2 separate regions of the Homo sapiens genome follow, and region 1 is linked to region 2. The links are chromatin contacts, found by Hi-C or POLR2A ChIA-PET in ENCODE. All regions are on one chromosome and are shown on one strand. Each heading gives the region's core, a stretch centred on a gene start or an enhancer-like site at or near the end of the contact. The rest is flanking DNA. Distances are from core to core; before and after follow the strand shown.

What was found. A loop is a pair of places that touch in the nucleus more often than their neighbours do. ChIA-PET counts read pairs that join two places held with the same protein, here RNA polymerase II (POLR2A). Pooled maps may share reads with other maps.
Region 1: a loop to region 2 is called in a pooled map, with 4 times the contacts of the local background. The contact joins two enhancer-like sites. A Hi-C loop is called at or near these places in 2 of 50 pooled maps. POLR2A ChIA-PET finds 5 or more read pairs at or near these places in 2 of 52 experiments (activated T-cell and naive thymus-derived CD8-positive, alpha-beta T cell).

The regions. Positions count from the first base shown.
Region 1 is chr19:4,106,030-4,110,785 of GRCh38, forward strand. MAP2K2 (mitogen-activated protein kinase kinase 2) reads right to left here. Exons shown (of 11, transcript NM_030662.4): 3 at 4,480-4,626. Among named protein-coding and RNA genes, the nearest start is that of MAP2K2, 16 kb to the right of the region's middle. RefSeq lists an enhancer at 3,317-3,446. Within about 2 kb of position 2,927, at least 8 of the 41 ENCODE cell types and tissues checked have a DNase peak (open chromatin) inside an H3K27ac peak, as active enhancers do.
Region 2 is chr19:3,686,606-3,691,117 of GRCh38, forward strand. All of the region lies in intron 1 of PIP5K1C (phosphatidylinositol-4-phosphate 5-kinase type 1 gamma), which reads right to left. Among named protein-coding and RNA genes, the nearest start is that of PIP5K1C, 12 kb to the right of the region's middle. RefSeq lists silencers at 1,322-1,521, 1,542-1,751, 1,772-1,821 and enhancers at 2,634-2,703, 2,714-2,793, 4,406-4,512. Within about 2 kb of position 1,251, at least 9 of the 41 ENCODE cell types and tissues checked have a DNase peak (open chromatin) inside an H3K27ac peak, as active enhancers do.

The DNA.
Region 1 (4,756 bases), core at 1,677-4,176, 420 kb after region 2:
CAATCATAGCTCACTGCAGCCTCGACCTACTGGGCTCATGGGATTCTCCCAAAGCACTGGGATTAAAGCATGCTTGCCCAGCCAGAGTTTAAAACAACATCGAAATGGGCTCATGTCTGTAATCCCAGCACTTTGGGAGGCCGAGGCAGGAGGGTCACTTGTGGCCAGGAGTTCAAGACCAGTCTGGGCAATATGGAGAGACCCTATCTCTACACAAATAAGCAAATAAATTAGCTGTGCATGGTGGCTCACGCCTGTGGTCTCAACTACTCGGGAGGCTGACGTGGGAGGACAGCACCAGTACACTCCAGGCTGGACAACTGAGCAAGACCCTGACTTGAAAATACAATAAACAAATGAATGGGCCAATGCTATGTTTATTTTATTTTTCTTTTATTTTGAAATGGAGTCTTGCTGTCGCCAGGCTGGAGTGCAGTGGCATGATCTCGGCTCACTGCAACCTCCGCCTCCCGGGTGCATGTGATTCTCCTGCCTCAGCCTCCTGAGGAGCTGGGACTACAGGCGTGCGCCACCATGCCCAGCTAATTTTGTATTTTTAGTATAGATGGGGTTTCACCATGTTGGCCAGGATGGTCTTGAACTCTTGACCTCGTGATCCGCCTGCCTTGGCCTCCCAAAGTGCTAGGATTACAAACGTGAGCCACTGCACCCAGCCCATGCTATGTTTATTTTCTACAACCACCCCTCCACTACATGAATAGTGTTGTACTGTGGGGATACTCCCATTCAGTACACCATTGTGGATTTCACTTTGCCACTGCAAAGCAGCCAAATATCATTCTTTAATCACTCCCTTACTGATGGACATGTCCAGTTTCCATTACAGTAGAACAAGACGGGCATTCTTCAGCAGATAGGACGAGACCCCCAGAAAGGCCAAGGGGCACCTCTACGAGGTCCGTAAGCCACTGGCTCTCCTTTCCCCATCCCATGAGGCCCCACTGTCCACTGGGTTCTTGCCCCGAGTTATCCAGTAATAGGTTCAGACCCCAGGGAAGCAGCCAGCCCCACTGTTCCTAAGTTCCAGTCACCAACAAGTGCTTGCCATTTTATATAAATACATCACTGGGCACGGTGGCTCACCCCTGTAATCCCAGCACTTTGGGAGGCTGAGGCGGGAGAATCGTTTGAGCCCAGGAGTTCAAGATTAGCCTGGGAAACATAGTGCCATCCCATATCTACAAAAAAACTTGCCGGGCGCGGTGGCTCACGCCTGTAATCCCAGCACTTTTGGGAGGCAGAGGCAGGCGGATCACGAGGTCAGGAGATCGAGACCATCCTGGCTAACACAGCGAAACCCCGTCTCTACTAAAAATACAAAAAATTAGCCGGCTGTGGTGGCGGGCGCCTGTAGTCCCAGCTACTCGGGAGGCTGAGGCGGGAGAATGGCGTGAACCTGGGAGGTGGAGCTTGCAGTGAGCCAAGATTGTGCCACTGCACTCCAGCCTGGGCGACAGAGCTAGACTCCGTCTCAAAAAAAAAAAAAAAAAAAAAAACAAACTTAAAAAGCTACTCAAGCGTGCTGGTGCACCTGTAGTCCCGGCTACCTGGAAGGTTGAGGCAGGAGGATCGTTTGAGCCCAAGAGGTGGAGGCTGCAGTGAGCTAGGATCATGCCACTGCACTCCAACCTGGGTGACAGAGAGAGACCTTGTACCCCCTACCCCCCACAAAAAAAGAAGGAAAAAAATGCAAAATAAAGATGACATAGAAATATGAGGAAACAGCGTAGAAATACAGGGAAATGGCTGCAGCAGCCAGGACATGGATGCAACACCTGTGCGTGCCGGGTGCCATCCTGGGAGGAGCTCACACAGTCCTCACCCCAGCAGGGACTACGACCTCCCTCAGCTTCACAGCAGAAGCGGCAAGAGTCCTGTCCCGAACCCGTGGTAAGGGTGAGCGGTGGGGCCGAGACCTGACCCGGACGCCCATCCTCAGCCCCGGTGCTAAGCTGCCCCTTTGCCTCACTGGGGTGGCCTGGGAGGGAATGAATCAGGTGCTGGGCAGGCCCTTCCATGGAAACCTATGGGCACTCAGGTGAATTCCGAGAGCATCGTTCAGCATGGAGAGAATTCACAGGGCCGGCGAGGATGGCAGGGATGGCCCCCTTGGATGACTTTACTTCCACGGATGCTGCCCTGTCAGGGCTCACCCAATGCTTTAAAAATCAACGTGCTCCACGTTGTTTTTGTTTGTTTGTTTGTTTTGAGATGGAGTCTCGCTCTGTGGCCCAGGCTGGAGTGCAGTGGCACGATCTCAGCTCACTGAAAGCTCTGCCTCCAGGGTTCACGCCATTCCCCTGCCTCAGCCTCCCAAGTAGCTGGGACTACAGGCACCCGCCACCATGCCTGGCTAATTTTTTTTGTATTTTTTTTTTTTTTTTTAGTAGAGACGGGGTTTCACCACGTTAGCCAAGCCAGAATAGTCTCGATCTCCTGAACTCGCCTCGGCCTCCCAAAGTGCTGGGATTACAGGTGTGAGCCACCGCCCCTGGCTAGACCACCTCGGAACTTTTAAAGGGTGCACTCCATAACACAGACAGCACGGCCTGTGTCTCCCTCCTGCAGCCTGGTGGTCTGTGTGGTGTCCCCTGGGGTGCCAGCACCCACTCTGGGAACCCCCATTTTAAATTCACCAAGAATAGAGGTTGGGGGCGGGTTGCCACACTGTCCCCTTTCTGCATGGGAGGAAGGGGGCTCGAGAACTGAGTCAGCCACACAAAACGAGGATGGACAGAACTCCTGAGTAGCGAGGGTGCCTGCCGGGCGCGAGGAGGAGGGGGAAGACGAGGAAGACGAGGAGGAGGAATAGGGAGCACCACATGACAGAGGGGCTGCCTCAGACCACAAAGCGCTTCCTCATCCTTTCCTCGCCCTTTGATGCCGCCGGCAACGTGACTCTGCGAGCAGCGGGGCAGACGCCAGGTCTCCCTCGCAGGCGGGAAAGGGGCTCCAAGGCGGGTGCTGCCTTGCTCGGGTCACATGGCTACGTGGGGGCCTTGCTCAAATTCACTTCCTGCCTTCATTACAAAACTGTCAAAGGGGATCGCACGTTTGCAGGGTGTCACCCAAGCATTCTGGTTTTGCAAACGACGCTGTGCGGCAGGCGGTCTGATACCTGATGAGCTCGGTGTGGCGGGGTCGGCAGCATTTCCTCCGGGGTTTTGAGCTCTGGCCACTTCTCCTTTTGTTCCACCCAATCTCACCCACTTCTGGGCTTCGAGGCCAGAGTGTCTTAACAAGGGGGCACGTCAGAGTCAATGAAGGGGGTGCCTGTACCCCACCCTAGAGACTGTGGTCCCACAGATCTGAGCTGGGGGAGGCACAGGCCTGCCTTGACAAGCTCAGACTGCCACACTTTCCTGAGAAGGCCATTTAAAAACAGTCATCAGCTTTGTTATGTTTTGAGACAGCATCTCGCTCTGCTGCCCGGGCTGGAGTGCAGTGGCGTGACCAAAGCTCACTGTAGCCTCAACCTCCTGGGCTCAAGTGATCTTCCCACCTCAGCCTCTCATGTAGCTGGTGCTATTTTTATCCCCATTTTTAAATGTTGTTAACAATTTTAAAACAGGCACGTGCCACCACACTCACCTAATATTTTAAATTATAGAGATGGTTTCTCACTATGTTGCCCAGCCTGGTATCGAACTCCTGGGCTTAAATGATCCTCCCACCTCAGCCTCCCAAAATGGTAGGATTACAGGCATGAGCCACCGTGCCCGGCCTAATAGGGATCAGTTTTTAATTGCATCTACCCTGGAACCCAGCAATTCCCTCACACAGCTTACCTCACAGGTGTGCCTGCGAGTCAGTGCCATGTTATTTGAGATAGGGCAGAGACTGGAAACAACCTACGTACCCCCCAAAACGGGAGTGTTTTCCCTCTCTGCTGTCATAAGGACGCCCGGGATACAGCAAGAGAAAAAGCAAAGCTGGGAGGAAGACATGAGTGCTTAAAAAACAAAATCATTGGCTGGGCGCGGTGGCTCACACCTGTAATCCCAGCACTTTGGGAAGTCGAGGCAGGTGGATCACCTGAGGTCAGGAGTTTGAGACCAGCCTGGCCAAGATGGTGAAACCCTGTCTCTACTAAAAATACAAAAATTAGCCAGGAGTGGTGGCGGGCGCCTGTAATCCCAGCTACTCGGGAGGCTGAGTCAGAAGTATCACTTGAATCTGGGAGGTGGAGGTTGCAGTGAGCCGAGATTGTGCCACTACTAGATTCTAGCCTGAGTGACAGAGTGAGACTGCCTCTCAAAAAAACAAAAAGAAAACAAAACAAAACCAAAGGCATCTACATATACATACTTGTATGGCATCGACTGCCTTGAGAAGGATCCCCTGGAAGCCAGCGCACTGTTGCCTCTGAGGAAAGGGGCCGTGAGGGGGTCTTCCTTCTCCCCAACATGCTCTGTTCCGTGGAGGCCCTGCCCCTGCCCCTGCCCCGGACGCACTCACCATGTGTTCCATGCAAATGCTGATCTCCCCGTCACTGTAGAAGGCCCCGTAGAAGCCCACGATGTACGGCGAGTTGCATTCGTGCAGGACCTGCAGCTCGCGGATGATCTGGTTCCGGATGGCCGGCTTGATCTCAAGGTGGATCAGCTGCAAGGGGAGAGGGGCGAGACTGGCTTGGGGGGTGCCCGAAAACGGGATGAAGGCATTTGGGGCCTCTGCTCTGCAGGCGTTCCCAACAGTGGTCAAGACCAACTCAGTACCCCCTCCGCAATTCCAC
Region 2 (4,512 bases), core at 1-2,500:
TACTCAGGAGGCTGAGGCAGGAGAATCACTTGAACCCAGGAGGTGGAGCTTGTGGTGAACCGAGATCGCACCATTGCACTCCAGCCTGGGCAACAGGAGCGAAACTCCGTCTCAAAATAAATAAATAAATAAAATAAAATAAAATAAAATAAAATAAAATAATTACAAACTGGAATGAATGTAATAGCTAAAACTATAAAACTACTTAAGAAAATGGGGTAATAAATCTTTGTGACCTTGGATTAGGCAACAATTTCTTAAATAAACACCAAAAGCATAAGCAAGCAAAGAAAAAAACAGATCAAGGCCAGGTGCAGTGGCTCACACCGGTAATCCCAGCACTTTGGGAGGCCGAGGCAGGTGGATAGCCTAAGGTCGGCAGTTCGAGAGCAGCCTGGCCAACATGGTAAAACCCTGTCCCTACTAAAAACACAAAAATTAGCCGGGCATAGTGGTGCACACCTATAATCCCAGCTACTCTGGAAGCTGAAGAAGAAGATTGGCTTGAACCCGGGAGGCAGACGTTGCAGTGGGCTGAGATCATGCCACTGCACTCCAGCCTGGGTGAAAAGAGTGAGACTCCGACTCAAAACAAAAACAAAAAAAATTAGCCAGGCATGGTGGCACATGCCTGTAGTCCCAGCTACTCAGGAGGCTGAGATAGGAGAATTGCTTGAACCTGGGAGGCGGAGGTTGCAGTGAGCCGAGACTGCGCCACTGCACTCCAGCCTGGGTGGCAGACTGAGACTCAGTCTCAAAAAGAAAAGAATTTAAGAAAGAAGTCCAAGTGTGCAATAAGGAATATGTCCCAACAGGGCAGGAAAGGAAGAAAGGACCCACAGGTGCAGGGAGCGGTGAGGGCCTGTGGGAAGGGGACACAGACGCACATACACGCACACATGCACATACATGCACACATGCACACGCACACACATACATGCACACATGCACACGCACACACATGCACACGCACACACATGCAGATACACACATGCATACACGCACACACACGCACAGGCCCTCAGAGGACACCACAGAACACCTGCGGGACACAGCAAGGAAGGGGTGAGGTGGCTGGAGGGGAGGGTACACCTGGGGGACCCCAGCACGGTGGAGGGACAGCCTGGGGTCCACCCGAGTAGTAGGCCGCCCCTCTTCCTTGCCCCTTCTCCCTTCTCCCTGCCGGGTGCTCCCCGCAGGGCATAGAGTGATCGCTTTCCCCGCAGCAGGTGGGCGGGCAGGAGCCAGGCCGGTAAACAGGAAGCTCTGCGCAGGCGGGCGGAGCATCCAGAACTCCGCAGGCCCTGAGGTGTTGGGTCGTTTCCCAGGGCCCCAATGTCCAGGGAGAAAGAGGCTCCACTCTCAGCACCAAGCTCCCGGGCGGGCCGGGGCAGGAGGCTGTGGGGCGTGGCCAGCCCGCAGGTGGCGGGGCCGACGGGATGGGTCAGGGTGCACAGAGCACACGCCAGCCCCTGGGGGAAGCCCGGCCCGTGCGGGCTGCGGGAGATCCTGATGGGCCCCGAGCTGAGGCTCCCGCAGCCAGGGTCTGCGCGTGGTCCCCACCTCCTTGCGCGCTCCGTCTCCAGCACAGCAGAGGTGGACGCCCCTCGCGGCTGGCTCCCCAGCGTCCCTGTCCTCCAGGGGCGCAGCGTCCCTCCGGGGAGTACAGTGTCCCTGAAGGGAATTCCTTCCAGAGCCTGAGGTTAGGCCGTGGTGGGAAACAGAGCGGGGTGCCGCAGGGGAGCCCGCAGGAGCTCCTGTTCCTCACCTGCGAGGGGGGGACGGCCTCTGGCCCCCTGCTGTGGGCGGGGAGGGATCTAGAAGACCGGAAGGCTATTTCCAGGGCAGCACCCCCAGGACTCTGGGGCACACACGTCCCCAGGCAGCTCCGGTGAGGCCACCCTCGCCCCCTGGTTTCAACTCCTGCTGTGAGCACCTGGCCTTTCCCTGGTCCACTGAGAGCCGCGTGTGTTTTTTGCGGTTTTGCTGGTGATTCTGCTGCTGAAATTGCCCCCCCAGGCATTGTCCTCAGGTGGTTTCGTGTCCCTCAGGGCTAGAGACCCGGATGAGCCCCATGGAGAAACCCGTAGTGAGAGAAGCTTTGCTCAAACAGGACTGAGAGCGGAAAGAGAGAGAGAGAGAGGAGAGTGGGGGGAGAACGAGAGCGAGAGACACACCGAGCTGGTGGGCCGGGGGAGGGGGACCCACACCCACGTCGCCATGGCCCCCCACCCCGTTTTTGAGCCCCCACACAGCCGAATACATGCCCCCGGTCCCCCTTCCAGCCTTGTCCCCAACACAGCCTGCAAATGGGCGGGGGCCTGGGAGAGTGCCCGGGATGGGGCTGGGGGGTGGGGGGGGCTTGGCGCACGCGGCCTATGGTCTGTGAGCTCCCTGTGGATAAATCAACAACACGGGTGTCTTTAAAATTTTCTTAGGATCTCACTCTGTCGCCCAGGCTGGAGTGCAGTGGTGCAATCACGGCTCACTGCAGCCTCAAACTCCTGGGCTCAGTAATCCAGTTATTCTCCCACCTCAGCCTCCCAAAGTGCTGGGATTACAGGTGTGAGCCACCGCACCCAGCCCTAAAATAACACGCCTTGAAATAAAAACGAACATACAACAAGGTCACGTATCGACTGGCTGATGGAAACATCATGCCCAGAGGCTCACAGGAACCCGACCTTGGGTTTCCCCTGGAGCCAGGGCTCAGTGTGCGCCTGAAGTGTCTGCAGCAGCTTCACAAAGGAACTACCACAAACAGGCCTGGCGCAGTGGCTCATGCCTGTAACCCCAGCACTTTGGGAGGCTGAGGTGGCTGGATCACAAGGTCAGGAGTTCGAGACCCACCTGGCCAACATGGTGAAACCCTGTCTCTACTAAAAATACAAAAATTAGCCGGGTGTGGTGGCGGGCGCCTGTAATCCCAGCTACTTGGGAGGCTGAGGCAGCAGAATTGCTTGAAACCGGAAGACAGAGGTTTCGGTGAGCTGAGATCGCGCCACTGCACTCCAGCCTGGACGAGAGGGCAAAACTCCGTCTCAAAAAAATAAAATAATTAAAATAAAATAAAGAACTACCACAAATAATGGAACTGGCTGCTTCAGGCAGAGAGGTACCATGCCAGCAATCAACACGCAAATGGCCTGACATAATCACACACGCACACGCTAACACACACACACTAACTCACATGCACTCTCACACACACAAACTTGCACACACTAACGTACACTCCCCCCCCACACACAGAATGATAAAGACATGGCAAAACGTTAGCAGCTGGTGGATCTCTGTGCGGGCTGTACAGGTCTTCACTGTAGCATTCTTGCCCCTTCTATAGGCTGGAAAGCTTTCCAAATAAACTATTTTTAATAGCCTAATATAATCTGAGCCCCAAGTGTATGGGCCAGAGAAACACCTGGGGTGACAGTCATTATCTCCACAGAGATGGAGAGGGTGAGGTGGGACTCACTTTTTACTCACTGCAAGTCTGATTACTTTTTTTTTTTTTAACTGTGAACATGTTATCATTTGTTCAAGACGAGACATGGCTGTAGCATGAAGGTAAAGGCAGAGGAGTGGAGCAGAATAAAAAGTCCAGAAATAGGCTGGGCGCACTGGCTCACACCTGTAACCCCAGCACATCGAGAAGCCAAGGCAAGAGGATCACTTGAGGCCAGGAGCTCGAGACCAGCCCAGGCAACATGGGAAGACCCTGTCTCCATAAAAGATGAAAAATTAGCTATGCATGGTGGCGCACACCTGCAGTCCCAGCTAGTTGGGAGGCTGGTTTGAACCCAGGAGGTCGAGGCTGCGGTGAGCTACAATCGTGTCACTGAACTCTAGCCTGGGTGATACAGCGAGACCCTGTCTTAAAAAAAAAAAAAAAGAATTGAAATGTGAACAAAAAAGAAGCTAAGTTATAAAAGTCTTAGCAGAATTTAATCATAACCTCAGAACAGGAAGACTTTCCCATTCATGACACCAAACTAGGAAACCAGAAAAGGAAAGAGTGATAAGTTTGACCACATAAACCCCAAAATACCTGCCAGACGTTAACAATCATCGTAGGAGAAGATGGGCAAAGAAGTACCTGCACTTGTGTCACCAATAAATGAGTAGCTGCCATAACAAATAAAGAGCTCCTACGAATCAACAAAATGGTGACAGATAACTGTAGACTGGGAAAGACACAATCATACAGGTCCCAGAAAATGAGGTCAGAGTTCAACCTGACGTGTGTGCTTACAAGAAGGAACTGTGCAAGGAAAATGGGCCGGGGAGGGTGGAGGTCGGGGCCACGGAGCTTGCAGGAGCTGAGGCAGCTCAGAGCCAGCCTCGGTGGTGACCCCGTCTCCCTGGTGGGGACACTCCATTTTCCAGCTCTTGATAGAAACACAGGTGACCGTCGGGAGGAGTGGGAGGGAGCTCCTGTGTGGCGAGTCCCTTCGCCTCTAGTGGTCTCTGCTCCCCTTGTGGAAACGCAGTTCCAAGAAAACAAAGAGGAAA